Linked DNA regions of Homo sapiens: region 2 is linked to region 1. Evidence: chromatin contacts called from ENCODE Hi-C or POLR2A ChIA-PET data. All regions are on one chromosome and are shown on one strand. Each heading gives the region's core, a stretch centred on a gene start or an enhancer-like site at or near the end of the contact. The rest is flanking DNA. Distances are from core to core; before and after follow the strand shown. Region 1 overlaps SYTL2 (synaptotagmin like 2). Region 2 overlaps SYTL2 (synaptotagmin like 2).

The links. A loop is a pair of places that touch in the nucleus more often than their neighbours do. ChIA-PET counts read pairs that join two places held with the same protein, here RNA polymerase II (POLR2A). Pooled maps may share reads with other maps.
Region 2: a map of natural killer cell shows a loop between it and region 1 (2.9-fold over the local background). The contact joins two enhancer-like sites. A Hi-C loop is called at or near these places in 10 of 168 maps with a recorded cell type or tissue (CD4-positive, alpha-beta T cell, CD4-positive, alpha-beta memory T cell, CD8-positive, alpha-beta T cell and 4 more), 2 of 37 single-sample maps with no recorded cell type and 11 of 50 pooled maps. POLR2A ChIA-PET finds 5 or more read pairs at or near these places in 10 of 52 experiments (CD4-positive, alpha-beta T cell, OCI-LY7, PC-9 and 6 more).

Annotation. Positions count from the first base shown.
Region 1 is chr11:85,698,066-85,705,080 of GRCh38, forward strand. It overlaps SYTL2 (synaptotagmin like 2), which reads right to left. Exons shown (of 20, transcript NM_206927.4): 16 at 6,793-6,963; 17 at 2,450-2,528; 18 at 1-13. Among named protein-coding and RNA genes, the nearest start is that of CCDC89, 15 kb to the left of the region's middle. Within about 2 kb of position 2,411, at least 2 of the 41 ENCODE cell types and tissues checked have a DNase peak (open chromatin) inside an H3K27ac peak, as active enhancers do; they include CD8-positive, alpha-beta T cell and natural killer cell, where a contact is called at or near this core.
Region 2 is chr11:85,746,411-85,753,425 of GRCh38, forward strand. SYTL2 (synaptotagmin like 2) reads right to left here. Exons shown (of 20, transcript NM_206927.4): 3 at 1,862-2,013. Among named protein-coding and RNA genes, the nearest start is that of SYTL2, 61 kb to the right of the region's middle. Within about 2 kb of position 4,346, at least 2 of the 41 ENCODE cell types and tissues checked have a DNase peak (open chromatin) inside an H3K27ac peak, as active enhancers do; they include CD8-positive, alpha-beta T cell and natural killer cell, where a contact is called at or near this core.

The DNA of each region.
Region 1 (7,015 bases), core at 1,161-3,660:
GGAAGCTTTTTACCTACAATAGAAAAAGAAGAGAAAATTTTCACTGCCAGTTCTCCCTTGGCAATACTGCGTCCAAAGATGTCAGCCTAAAAATGTTCTGGCATGGAGATACTAGCTAGTATTTGATGATATCATCTGAACTGATTAAATCTATACAGTCTTAACTAAGTCTTCATAATCTGGTTTTACTGAACTCGATAGCTCTATAAAAATAATTCATATTGGCTTTAAGTACCAAGTATTACATCATTAGCACATCATTCATTTGGGGTTTTGCTTGATTCAACAAAATCAAACACCAGGAATGTGAATCATCCATTTACAGTTATATTCAAAACATTTCAATGAAATGCATATACCTTGCAAACATTAATACCAGTATCAGTTGGTGCTAGTGGAAGACATTTAAAACATATTTGGGTATAAAGTAACCAAAACAGGTATTGGCTAAGGTATAGTCATTTTTAAGAGTAGTTATACTTTTTTTTTTGAGACAGGGTCTCACTCTGTCACCCAGGTTGGAGTTCAGTGGCACAATCATGGCTCACTGCAGCCTCAACCTCCTGGGCTCAAGTGATCCTCCTACCTCAGCCCTCCCAGAGGAGCTGCAACTACAGGCATGTGCCACCACACTTGGCTAATTTTTAAATTTTTGTAGAGACAGAGTTTCGTCATGTTGCCCAGGCTTGTCTTGAACTCTTAAGCTCAAGGGATCCACCAGCCTCAGCCTCCTAAAGTGTTGGGATTACAGGCGTGAGCCACCACCCCCAGTCAAGAGTGGTTAAACATTTTATAGGGATACTGTATGTACATACGTAATAGTTAATATTATGGGCAGATAGTTACTAAGAAGTTGGCTTAGTCTGAAATTGTTGTCTAGGCTGGGTTCATACGAACAGAGGAATGCCACCAGATTTTTCTGAATGGGTTAGCTCAATCAGTCAACCAAACAGTACTTAGTGAGGATCTATCATAAGCTCATCTCTATGCTATGCTAGGAACATCATTAGATATACAGAGAATACATGAAATAATCTATGCCCTTGGGAAATGTTTATAGTTATGTTGGAGAGAATAATTCAAATAAAATGATAAAAATGTAATATACAGTGAAACTCCAAGTTATTACTGTAATGTTCTAGAAGATGATATGATCAGTGAGATCTAATATAGTTAGGGAAAGCTTTATGGAGGAGATGGGGCTTCATCTAAGACTTTGGTAGGTTGAGGAGAAGAGGAAGCCATTTCAAAGAAGAAAAACTACGTGGACAAAAATTCAGACATGGTGGCACCCATCACAACACACAATACCCCTGCCCTCTACTACCAAGTGATAGAAGGAAAAAGGGAAATGGGATTTCTATGAATGTTGACTTTAAATGATAGGATACAAATTATATGCAAAAGAATCTACCTTTTAGGAAAATCCAGAAGTTCAAAGGTGGCAGTCTGACAGCAATCCAGCCTGAAAATATGCTTTACTTGCCCTCTAATTCTTTCTTTTTTGGGGGGCGGGGGGCGGTATAAACTACATCAGAATGCTTTTCTTTAGTTCAGTCACTATCCTCACCATCAATTATTTCTTCCATCTCACTAGCTTCACTGCCTGGTTACTGAAAGCATTTGAGTTTACAACCTCTGATTTCAGCCATAACATTCATACAGATTCTTAAAGAGACTAACTTGGGGAACTTGCTTGGGAAATGGAGCAAGGAGCTGGCTGGCATTCATTTCCTGCTAGTCTCTTGCTCCTTAACTGGGCTGAAGACCTGACAAGGAGGCAATTAATAATCTTGAGGGAAAAGCTTTATCTCTTAATGAGACCCTGAGAGTGGAGGGTGAATGAGCTTTAAGTTCTCTGGAGTCCTCTTAATTCCCACCTGTGAAAAAGAACACTCAGGTTCTATTCTTATAGCACTATCAATAAGTCCAAATTCCAAACACAGGAATACACAAATTCTGAATACAGGCCATTCACATTGTGCAGATACAAATTTTTGGAGAGTGAGGTGAAACCTAATGACTATAAACTAAACTAAAAAAAAAAATGAGAACTTTCTTATAGAAACAGAAAGTAAAATGATGATTACCAGAAGCTGGTAGTAGAGGAAAAGGAAATTGTTGGTTAATAGATAAACAGGTTCAGATTTGCAAGATGAAAAGGTTCTGGAGATCTGTTTCCCAACAGTGTGAATATACTTAGCACTACTAAGCTGTACAGTTAAAAATGGTGAAGATGGTAGATTTTATGTTTTCTTTTTTTTTTTTTTTTGCCACAATAACAAAAAAAGAATTTTCTTATTTACAACTGTGAATAGACTCATTTGGTCTATACGTTACTAACTTGATAAGTTTCTTTAGGGCCTCACCTTTGAAAACGCATAGTAAATACTGTGAGAAGGGAGGGATAAGGAAAGGACATAAATCTGAATAGAAAGTCATTACATACCAGGGACTGGCTCTGGGACATACTGGAGAGCTAGTTTCATTTCACCTCTGTTTTCTGCTTCAAGGGCAACTGGTGCTGTCTGAAAAGTGAAGAAATGTCAGCAGGTGGGAGACAAACTTTTCATCCTGTTTGTTGGTATAGGTCTCATTACAGAACCATATCTGTCCCATTTCTGGGACCATGTGTCACTCATGAGTGCTCTGGATTAAAATTTCTCTCTGCATCAGAACTAGACTGTTGCCTTAATACCTGGGAAAACTAGGTTGTATATCTTGAAAAATCTTGCAGGATACCCAGAAAATATTTCAAGGCCTTTAGTCTCAAAGATGGTGAAGAAACCAGAATGGCTTTCTTGGAGATGGGAGAGGTTTCTTTGAATGCTTTAATTTTGATCAAAACACAAATATTTTGTTAGCTATTCAGCCAGCATATAAAACAATTTATTTGTATTCCCTTTATTTGAAGGAGTATGAGATAGTGTGTGAAAGTAAGGGGGGAAAGGCCATATCTTACATTTTCAAAGCTGCACTAATCTGATTATTTTAGGCCAAATGCATAGAAGTCTGTAAGTATAACAAAGACTGAACAATAATTTTTTAAACTTCTATCTGTTATTTTCAAGTACACGTTGAATATTCCTTATCTGAAATGCTTGGGATCAGAAAAGTTTCAGATTTCGGATTTGTTTTTTGAAATTCGTAATATTTGCATATACGTAATGAGATATCTTAGGGATGGGACCCAAGTCTAAACACAAAATTCATTTATGTTTCATATACATCTTCTACACATAGCCTGAAGGTAATTTTATATAACATTTTTAATAACTTTATGCAACCCATCACATGAAGCAGGTGTGGAATTTTCCACTTACGGCATCATATCGGCACTCAAAAAGTTTCAGATTTTGGAGCATTATGGATTTGAAATTTTTGAATTAGGGATGCTAAACCTGTATAAGAAACCTGCATAAGATAGTTTTTTACTTTCAAATTCTGGCTCTTTAGAGCTTTATTTTCAAAATATGGGTATGTATCAGAAACGTAATGGTAGCCAGTTAAAAATGAGATGCTTTTGATATCTTCTGAGGAGTTCAGGTCTTGGGTAGGGCTAGAAATAAGTGCTTCAAGTGATTTTGATATAACATTTGAGAACCATTTCTTTAGTGGAACTAAAACAGTTCCACTGTTGTGTAGACACTAAGTTATGGTTTGTATTAGTTATTTATATTTATCACTTCCTACTATGATGGACTAGCTTGGATCACATCAACCCCTAAACTAATAACAATTTAAAAGGTGGGATTTTAAATATCAGTTTGAAAGTGCTAAAGAATTATTAACACAGACAGGACTCAAATGAACAAGATCTTAGAGTCTGACATTCTTCTCTGCTTTTCACTTTGAGACATTTAAGTAGTGCCAAACTGAGCACATAAAAAGCCTAACAGAATGAGACTGAAAAGGTAAGCAGGACTTTTAGCAGTTTCATGAGGCTGGGGAGACAAAACTTGGAGCCCACGGCCTGTCAAGAAGGAATGGCACTGGAAAAACACTCTAGACCAGTGGTTTTCAAAGTACCGTTTCTAGGTCAGCTGCATTGACAGGGAACCTGTTAAAAATGTATATTCTTGGGCCCGTAAACCTTGGGAATAGGGCTCAGAATCTAGTGGGTCTATTTTTTTTTTTTTTTTGAGACAGGGTCTCGCTTTGTTGCCCACACTGGAGTGCAATGGCGTGATCTCAGTTCATTGCAACCACCACCTCCTGGGTTCAAGTGATCCTCCCATTTCAGCCTCTTGAGTAGCTGGGGCTATAGGTGCATGCCACCAAGCCTGGTTAATTTCTTTGCAAAGGCAGGGTTTTGCCACGTTCCTCAGGCTTGTCTCCATCCAACTCCTGGACTCAAGCAATCCACACCTCAGCCTCCCAAAGTGCTGGGATTAAAGCTGAGAGCCACCGCACCCAGCCCCAGAATCTGTGATTTAATAAGTCCTTCAGGTGAATCAGATGCATGCTGATTTTGAGAACTATTTCCCATGGCTTTCAGTTGGAACCTCTGAAGGGCCTTAGCCTAGGAATATAAGCAAACAAAAACTAGACCAGATCACATGAAAACTGGGCTTGTGCTTCAAAGTCAGTTTATTCCCAGATTAAATGAAGGTGGTCTGTGCCTGCTGTATCAGAAGCAAAAGTAAATCCTCCCCAATTATTCCTAGAACGTTCTCATATGCAATACCCCACATATGATCAAAAAATGAACGGGCATACCAAGACAAAGAACTAAGTGTCCAAACTAAGATTTTAAAAAATAGATAAGCAGGACTCACAAATGTTTAAGATACTGGAATTTTTAAGTACATACATTAAATAACTTTGCATGCTATATTTTTAAAGACAATGTTAAGATAGAGAATTTTAGGAGAGAAATGGAATCAAAATAGTCAAAAGAAAATATGCTTTCGAAAATATAAGCTTTATATTATAGATTGGCTTAAATTGTAGATGGTTTTAACAACAGAATAGACATAGCAGATAAAATTGTTGAATTGTGAAAAGGTTAGCAAAACATGGACTGAAATATAAGAAAAAAAGTATACAGAAAAGACCATAAGAGACATGTTGGACAGAATAAAAAGGTATAACATACTTGTAATTGGAGTTTCCAGAAGGAGAGGAGAAAATAGTGGGGCAAAAGTAATATTTGAAGAAATAGTTGCTGAGAAATTTTCAAAGTGATGAAAGATACCAAAACATAGATAGATTCAAGCAGCTCACTGAACCCCAAACCTCAGGATAAATTAAAGAAAACTACACCTAGGCTCATTATAGTACAATTGCTAAAAATCAAAGACAAAGAAAAGTATCCTAAAATCTGGAAAAGAACACATAACCTTCAAAGGAGCAAAAATAAGACTAACAGCTGACTTCACAACAGAAATGACCAAATACTATGAAATGACATCTTCAAAACACTGAAAGAAATAATTGTCAACCTAGCAACAGAGCAAAAATATCCCTCCAAGATTGAAAAAGATGTTATGATACCAAGAAAATCTGAAATAATCTGTTGCCAGGAGATATTCACTAAGAGTAAAACTAAAGGAGAGTCTTGAACAGAAGAAACAACTCCACGGATAAATCCAGGAAAGGATAAAGAGCAAGGGAAAGGCAAATATGTGGTTAAATCTAAATTAATAGACCGTATAAAACAATAACGGTAATGTCTTATGGGACTTAAAAATATATACAATTAAAACATGACCAAAAATAGCACAAAGGATGAGAGAATGGGTAAATGGAGTTAAAATGTTCTTGGTTCCTTCCACTGTTCTGAAAGTGGCAAAAGTTCTAATTTATATTACAGTTTGAATTCAAGGGTGCATATTATAATCTCTACAGGAACTAATAAAGAAAAATGAAAATAAACTATGACTGACATATTAAGAGAGAGAAAAAATGGAATAATAATCCCAAAGGAGGCAATTACGAAAATAAGAAAACAGGACAAATAGTAAGATACTAGATTTGGACCCAAATACATCAATATTTATATTAAGTGCAAATGGACTAGATAATCCAATTAAGAGACAAATATTTTAAGACTGGAAAAACATCAAAACTATTGCTTATAAAAATATATCTGAACTATAAGAATTTTAAAAGGCTGAAAATCAAAAGATAGAAACAAACTTCTAATCAAAAGGAAGCTAATAGAGCTATATAAATACAGGCAAAGTAGATTTTAAGGCAATAAGCATTACTAGAGATAAAAAGGGAATTTCAAAATGATAAAATGGTTAATTCATCAAGAAAATATAACAATTACAGTTGTATGTATATGTAATAAGACAATCTCAAATATAGTGAATCAAAAATAATAAAACTAAAAGGAGAAAAAGACAAATTCACAATTGTAACTCTCCTAGTAATTCACAGTACACACAGACATAAAACCCATGAGGATATAAAAGATTTCAGGAACTAGTTTTGACTTAATTGATAAATATAGAACATTACATCCTTTAATCATTGAATACACTTTGGTCTCAAGTAACACATGGAACATTTATCAAAATTCAGCCAAATATTAGGCTAAAAGTCAGTATCAAATTTCAAAGGACTGAATTATTTAAAAGACCTTCCTGAAGTCTCTGAAACATTTGTGTTAAATGATTTAAACATGTTCCCAATAACCTTTTTTACCTTTCTTTTTTTTCCTCTAGTTTAAAATTCTCCCAAACTACAGATCTGTACTCTGAATTAAATGCAATTAAGCTTTTTCCTATACACTAGGTACCACATCAACCAACCAAATAAACAAACAAAAAATTCCGGACTCACCTTCCGCTTCAGAGGGTACCATCTCAATTGTTTATTCTGTTTGTTATCCCAGTCCCATGTTTCCAAATCAAGTTCCACCTCCCCTAGGAAACTATTGCGCTTAAATGTATCCCGATGCCAAATGGACAGGTTCAATTTCTGTGTCTTTAAGATTTGTTTTTCAATTTTATACTGAAGTTCAAAGAAGAAAATTAAATGATGAAAAACATTACTTGATGCCAAA
Region 2 (7,015 bases), core at 3,096-5,595, 50 kb after region 1:
CATCTCTGATAATTAGCAGCAACTGAATGATAACTAACTACCAGGCACTGTGCTGAGTTCTTTGCATGCATTATTCTATGAGAGCTATTTTCCAAGTACACAGATTTGAAAACTGAGGATCAAAAAGTTCAAGAAACTTGCCTAAGGCCACAGAGCCAGTAAGTGCCCAGAATACTTTCATCAATATTAGGATGAAGCAGTGCTGGAGCTTCCAGTTTCCAAATACCCATATTCCAGGAGAGTATCCCCCCACAGGTCCTGTTACATGTAAGCCTAGTTTCTTCAACTGCAAAATGGGGTCACCTGGTACTAACCAGTACCCTCAAGATTTCTGAAGGTCTGGGTGATTTTGAAAAGCAAGAGGGCTACAAACAATGCACTGTACGTACTAAGCAGTCAGTCCTTTTCTGCAAGGAGTATGGCACTAATTCAGAAATATTTTGAAATCCTGGCTCTGCCATTTGCCAATTACATAATCTCGGGCAAGTTACTTAACTTCTCTGAGCTTCATATGCCCCATGTATAGAATGGGGGAAATAATGCCTACCTCACAGGATTACTGCAACAATTAGAAATAATAGAAATTAAATGCCTATCCTATATCACATGCTCAAAAGATGATGGCTATTTTCCTTATTGAGTACAGGGTAGACCTTGACAAGGCTTTACATGGACTAAGCCAGAGTTAATTAGAGAGAAGGCAACCAGTAAGTATTTAATGAACTTGATAGAATTTTAAACAAGCCCTCAAAAGATTGCCTTTGCCAGGCATGGTGGCTTATGTCTATAATCGCAGCACTTTGGGAGGGTGAGGCAGGAAGATTGCTTGAGGCCAGTAGTTCGAGACCAGCCTGGCCAAAATAGTAAGACTCTATGTCTATTAAAAAAAAAAAAGACATAAAAATAATGCCATGATATAAGGAATACGCACTATCATAGTAACCTCCCTGGCCACAGAAACCATGCTACAAGCCCATCTGGGGTGGGATGCTGGCTGCCTTTGCCACTTTTAAATGGGCATTGTCATGATAGTATAAATCCCATCAATTCAGTAGATGGGTGGATAAGTAAAGATTTCCCCCCAAACCTTTAGGCAGAAGTGGGTTTTTGGTTGGTTGGCATTTTTATTTCCCCCCTCTTTTGACTTTCACTTTTAAATGTTACTATTGTAGGCCACAGGCATGACAGGCAATAAGCAGGTGAAGAACCAATGGAAAAGTGTTTTAAAACTCCTGTGTTAGCTAACAGGCTCTTGAATATATCACTGTGGTCCACAGAGAGGGCTGGAGTAGGTAGCAAGGAGATGCTGTGTCAGCTACTACAGCCTCAAAACAAAGTTGATGTCTGTCTGGACTTTAAACTTGTTCCTATACAGCTTAATTTATTTTTGTTTAATCAAATAAACAAGAAGGTTTTTCCATTAAAAAAATGTCTTTACGGTCTCTTAAATAATGTACTTGGTTAATTAAGAAAGTACTACCATATGTTAAGATCACTGAAAAGAGAGGCTGATATCTTTTTGTCTAAGCCCTTCATTTTACTCAGAAGATTCTGAATCTTCAGAGTTAAAAGCCAAAGAAGAGGTGGTAGATCCTTTACAGGCCCCAACTATCTATGCTACTATAATTCAACAGGGCACCTAAAGGGCTTCCTATGTTCCTCTACACCACACTGAGTCACTTAGCTCTGCCCTCATCCATCCAAATCCAAGGCAAGGGAAATTTAAACTAGAGGGCCACACATTATGAAAAGTGTACATCCAAATGATTTCCATCAGCAGATTTCTGACACCATTCCCTTCTCCCCGCTCCTCCTTCCCAAACGAATGCTTGTTGTAAATGCACTAGCCAAGTCAACTCACCTGCTATCTGGGGCCTCTTCTTTCTCATAGATGCTCTGATGATATCTGCGCCATGGATTTTGTCCCTGTGCCTTTTTGCCTTGGCTTCATAAAACCATTGGCCACTCATATTCTTCAGCTGCTGGTCATCCTTAATTTTTTCAGGCAAATGTCTACAAAAGGAAAAGATCTTTAGTTTGCTGAGAACCCACAGTAAATAAATGAGTTCATTATGACACCGCATAAAGACATGTGTAAACACACAGATAAAATGAAGCTTTAATATTTCAGATGATCCCAGAAACTTCCCAGATGACTAACAAGTGTATGTTCACCTTTGAAAAGTCAGAGAAGACAAGGCCAACATTTTTTCAAATAAAGGTTTAATCCACGATTCCCGTATGATGCCTGAAATTTCTCAAGAGCAGATTCACTTTTTGGCTGCATTCTTCAGTGTCTGCTGTTCAAATGCAAATACCCCAGGGAGGGATAATACGGTAGGCTTCCCTAAGCCTTGGTTTCCTTATCCGTAAAAAAGCATTAGTAATAGTAACCTTTGGACTTTAAAATTGGGGTTTCTTTGAGGTTTAACCGAGTGAATTCATTCAATAGCTCTCTGCACCTCCCTGGCACCTAATAAACACTGGATGGGGTAGTCATTAGCTCATCAGTCCTTTCCATTTTGGGTGATATGAGTTTATTAGAGACTTTCCTGGAAGCCTGTGGAGGAGGAGTGATGTCTCTGATGCTTATTGTTAGGGAAAGGCATCTTTAAAAGGCTGCTGGAATCAGGGAAGACCAAAATTGAGGAGGAGTGTGTACAGGCAAGTTCCATTTGTGCAGATCCTGCATTTAAGAGTTTCACAATTATTCATGCTTACTGAAAAGCTAAAACCTAAAGAACAAACAAGATAGTCTGCCCTCCTAAAACTTCCCTAAAAACTTTGTTCTAACTGACAAGTCTTAACCTCTCCATCTCTCTATCCATCTCAGTAAAATAAAAAAATCACAAAATCTCTCTTGTTTATAGAGATGTACTTAGAATAAAGTGGAATAAAAGCTGTAAGGGAACACTATACTCTTGGAAGATAATGTGCTAACATAAATCCAAGAGGGTTTTAAGATAGTCATACAAACTAATATGCACTCTTCCTCAATTAGCAAATCAAAGTGCTTCAGGCAGAGAATGTGAATGGGCCAAGGTGGTAGCAGCGCTGCATGTAAGGGTTGCACACAGGCATACCTGGGAGTGGGAAAAAGAGGGGGAGCAGTTATCCCAGGTCTAGCAAGAATGTCTCCTCTCTCCCAAGCGTGCCTGGAGAGTGTCCTTCCACCCAGAGTAAACTCTTACAGGAACTTCCTCTCTTTGTCATGACAGCCCCATCTATAAACCCTAACAGGGAGAGCATCATTGCTTCATAGTTCTCAGTCAGCAACGATATCATGGTTTTTATTAAATGTTCCTAATGGTTTGACACTGCTTTCAACACTGTTTTCAGCAGAGCAAACAACTGCTGGACTGTTGGTGAACCTTTGCCTTCTCCTCCCAAAAGGACCAAGTTTGAGTTCAATTCCAGAATGGAGAAGTTCTTCTACTTCTCCCTGGTGAGTTCCTGGGGGCAGGGTCTGTACTCAATACATCTTTGTTTAGTGTCTGGAAAATACGGGGTATTTATTCAGATCTTGCAGAGTGGAGGAATATCAGATGAGGCTCCTGACCACCTAAAAAGGCTTCAGGTTACCTTTTCAGATTCATTTTTCCAGCACTCACGCCCATACCCCACTTGCCAGCAGGCTCAGCTTCTTACAATTCTCCAGTGCTCTTCTGTGACCTCTGTAGATGACAGAGGCAGGAAGTTGTGGCAGAAAGACTCTGGGTTTTCAAGGCTCCCCAAATTACATCCAAATCTCAGTTCTGACCCTTCCTAGATGGGATCTTGGACAGTTTACCAAACTCCTCTAAGCTTTAGTCTCCTTGTTTTTAAGGATCAGGGAAAATAAGACCTACCCTCCAGGACTTCTGAGATGATTGAGATGTTTAACTGAAAGTACTTAGTACTGCCTAGATCTTGGTACAAGGCCAGTTAATGTGAAGTCTCATGGGATGTCTTTCCCTCACTTCTCTGTCCAGCCCGTTGCTCCTCATCCTTCAAATCCAGCTCAAACACTGCCTCACTGGGAAGCTTTCCCTAACTCAGGAGGGCACAGTTATTACAGTTTCTCCTTTTCCATTGCTCCCACAGCACCTCCACTTCAGTCCTTACTATATCATATTCCAGTGATCTGTTTGCACATCTGTTGTACTCACTAACCTGTGGTCTTTGCAAACTCCTTGAAAGTGAGGACTATGTCTTAACCACCTTTGTAATGCCAGCACCTAGCACGGAGCCTGGAACAGAGCTGATACCCAATAACTGTCTGTTGAGTGAATAAATCAAAGAACAAATAAACGCTCAGCAGCCATCCTGAGTCAGGCAAGAGATCAAGAAGATCCTGTCACTGCTGTGATTAAGTGAACCTCAGACCCCATCACAATGAATGGTGTCTCCTCCTGATGCAGCAGGACATGCTCATCTCTCATCAGAACAGGAAAAAACATCATGAAATGTGGTGTCGGTCAGCATTCTTGTTGAAGGAGGCCACAAACCCTTATAGCAGAACAACACCCAATTTCTTTTCATAAGATTGTTTATTTTTGTTTTTCAACTAAAATGCACTTTGTGGGGATTCTTGTGCAACCCTTGATCTGTTCCTGCCTAAATGACTGTCTGTAAGCCCACGATCAATGCACAATGAGCACAGGTTTTGCATCGACTCCCTGAAACACATGGTCCCTACAAAGGCTGATAGCCATTATAGTAAGGAAAGGGTTTCTGGCTCACTTGTTTTAAAGTGGCAAAAGAACAGGAAATTCTTTCAAATGTAGTTAAGTGCCACTTACATATTTCCTTACATGACTATCACTACTAGGTTTAATAATCAACTTCTTTTTCTATCTTAGTCACTTGTACTATTTCGTAGATAAATCCATATGTATAACATCAAAGTTTTGTAAAGATGTAGATCATTTTTAGAATCCCACTATCTAGTGCTGCTGTTAAAATCTTCTCGTTTTCCAGCCCACGTTCATCTCTCATTTTTTTCTGAACTCTAATTACATCAACAAAATGAGCATTTGATTCTCTAATTATCGTACCATCTAGATGAAGAGAGAAAGGGGTAAGTTTCTTGGGACTGACATTTATCCTTTACCATCCTCTCCACACACACACGTTATGTTTAGCAGAGAGTTAAGTAGAGAGAAGACGCTCAGTAAACACCGGTGGGCTGGTGGGCAGAAGTGAGGGCTGAAGAAGAGCACTCAATCCAGAAAGTACACTGGCCTGCTGGCCTCCCAGGTGGGATGTCCTGGTCATTCTCTCGTTCATTCTCCCATTCCTTCAGCTAGCACACAGTATCTGCTTTGTGCTGAACCACACATCTGACACTTAACAAGCCTCTTATCATTTCATCCTTACAATTTCACCATGCTGTTCAAAGAATTTCATCCATTTCAAAAGATGGCCATTTTACCTCTTCTGTATGCTAAAAGCCATATCTAAACCCTGTCTGGCTATTTGTTCACTGACTCATTAATTCCCATACCAGCCATCTGCTTCAAATTGGACATTAAAAATTCTATCTACAGCCCTAACTGTCAATGTCAACTCCTTTTCATGCCAAGAGTGTGAGCACTTACAGAGGAAAGCCAGAAGAGCAGAAATGCCCTCTGGGCTGGATTCAACACATTTGCCCTCAGCCTACCCCTTTTCTCCTTGTGCTCACTTATGTACACCTCAGCTTCCAGCTACTCAACAGGACTAGGCAAAGCTCGAACATCACCTGCAGGACCTGGTTCATAGTATTTAGTCAACTGTGGACAGCTGCTGGCCAGATAGGTTGACTGGTCTATTCTCCAGCCTTTCTTTTTTCATCTTGCCCAGAATATACTGGGCAAGATGTTTAGACTGTGTGATTTGGAGGTGCTCTCAGATGTTTGTTTTGAATGTGAGAGCTGAAAGGTACCTTAGATAGTTACAAATGACCTCACTTTCTAGATAAAATGATAGAAGCCCAGAGAAGTTAAGAGGCTTGCCCAAGGTCACACAGAGCTGGCAGCAGAAGCCAGTCTGACTCCCAGCCAACACACTTTCTACTACCCGATCCTGCCTCAGAGAGCCAAACATGATTTCGGTTTCTAAGATGGCTGTCACACTTCACTCTTTCTCCTAAGGAACTCAATCTTTGATGAAGAATCTGAAAACCAACATGTGGAAAACAAACTACAAACCTTCCTTAGAGTAGAAAACAAGAAATATCCACCTTTTACATGACACATCGTAGATCTCTGCAGTCTGCTGAGAGGCAGCACAGTGTAAGGGAAGTGCACAGGCCTTGATGTTGGATCAACAAGGCTTCAATCCTGCGGGGCACTTACCCTCTTCAACCCTATCTCCTCATCTGTTAAGTGGATTCAGCTACACTGTTTTGAAGATGAAATAGGAAAATCTATGTGAAGATCCATGTACAGTCCCTTGACAAATGTTAGTTCCTTTCCCCTTTGCTTTGACAGAAAAACACCATGAGAGGTCCTGGAAATTAGTCCTTCAATGACAACTGCCTTCATTAAAAAAAAAAAAAAAAAAAAAAAAAAAAAAAAAACACAACTAGGTCTAAGGAGGCAGCTGAGAATCATAAGATGTGGTGGCGGTTGAGATCGTATCTACTGCAAAAACACCCATCGCTGTAGATGTGGTTGTGTGTATATGGGGGTGGGGGATGCAGTGCTGGTGGTGGTGTACAGACAGACATGAGCAGCAATTTCCTGCTGGCAGTGTGACGCAAAGCACAGGAAATGCCACCTTTTGAGTATGTGATTTTCAAACCATAAAAGACTAAAATTACATATGTGTATGTATGGTTATGTTTCCTTAAAGGTGGGTCAGGGCAGCAGGAGAGAAGACACAGGATAGGGGTGGAAGAGAGAGAAAGAATCCACCCTGATGTCTCCTTCACTGCTGGTCTGTGAAATGTCTCCACATGGGAGTTAGGGAAGCAGGCTGTGTAGCGATACATGGTAATAACTGGGTCCAGTACTTGTGGCTACAGGTAGTGGAGCAACATAAAAGACAGTGT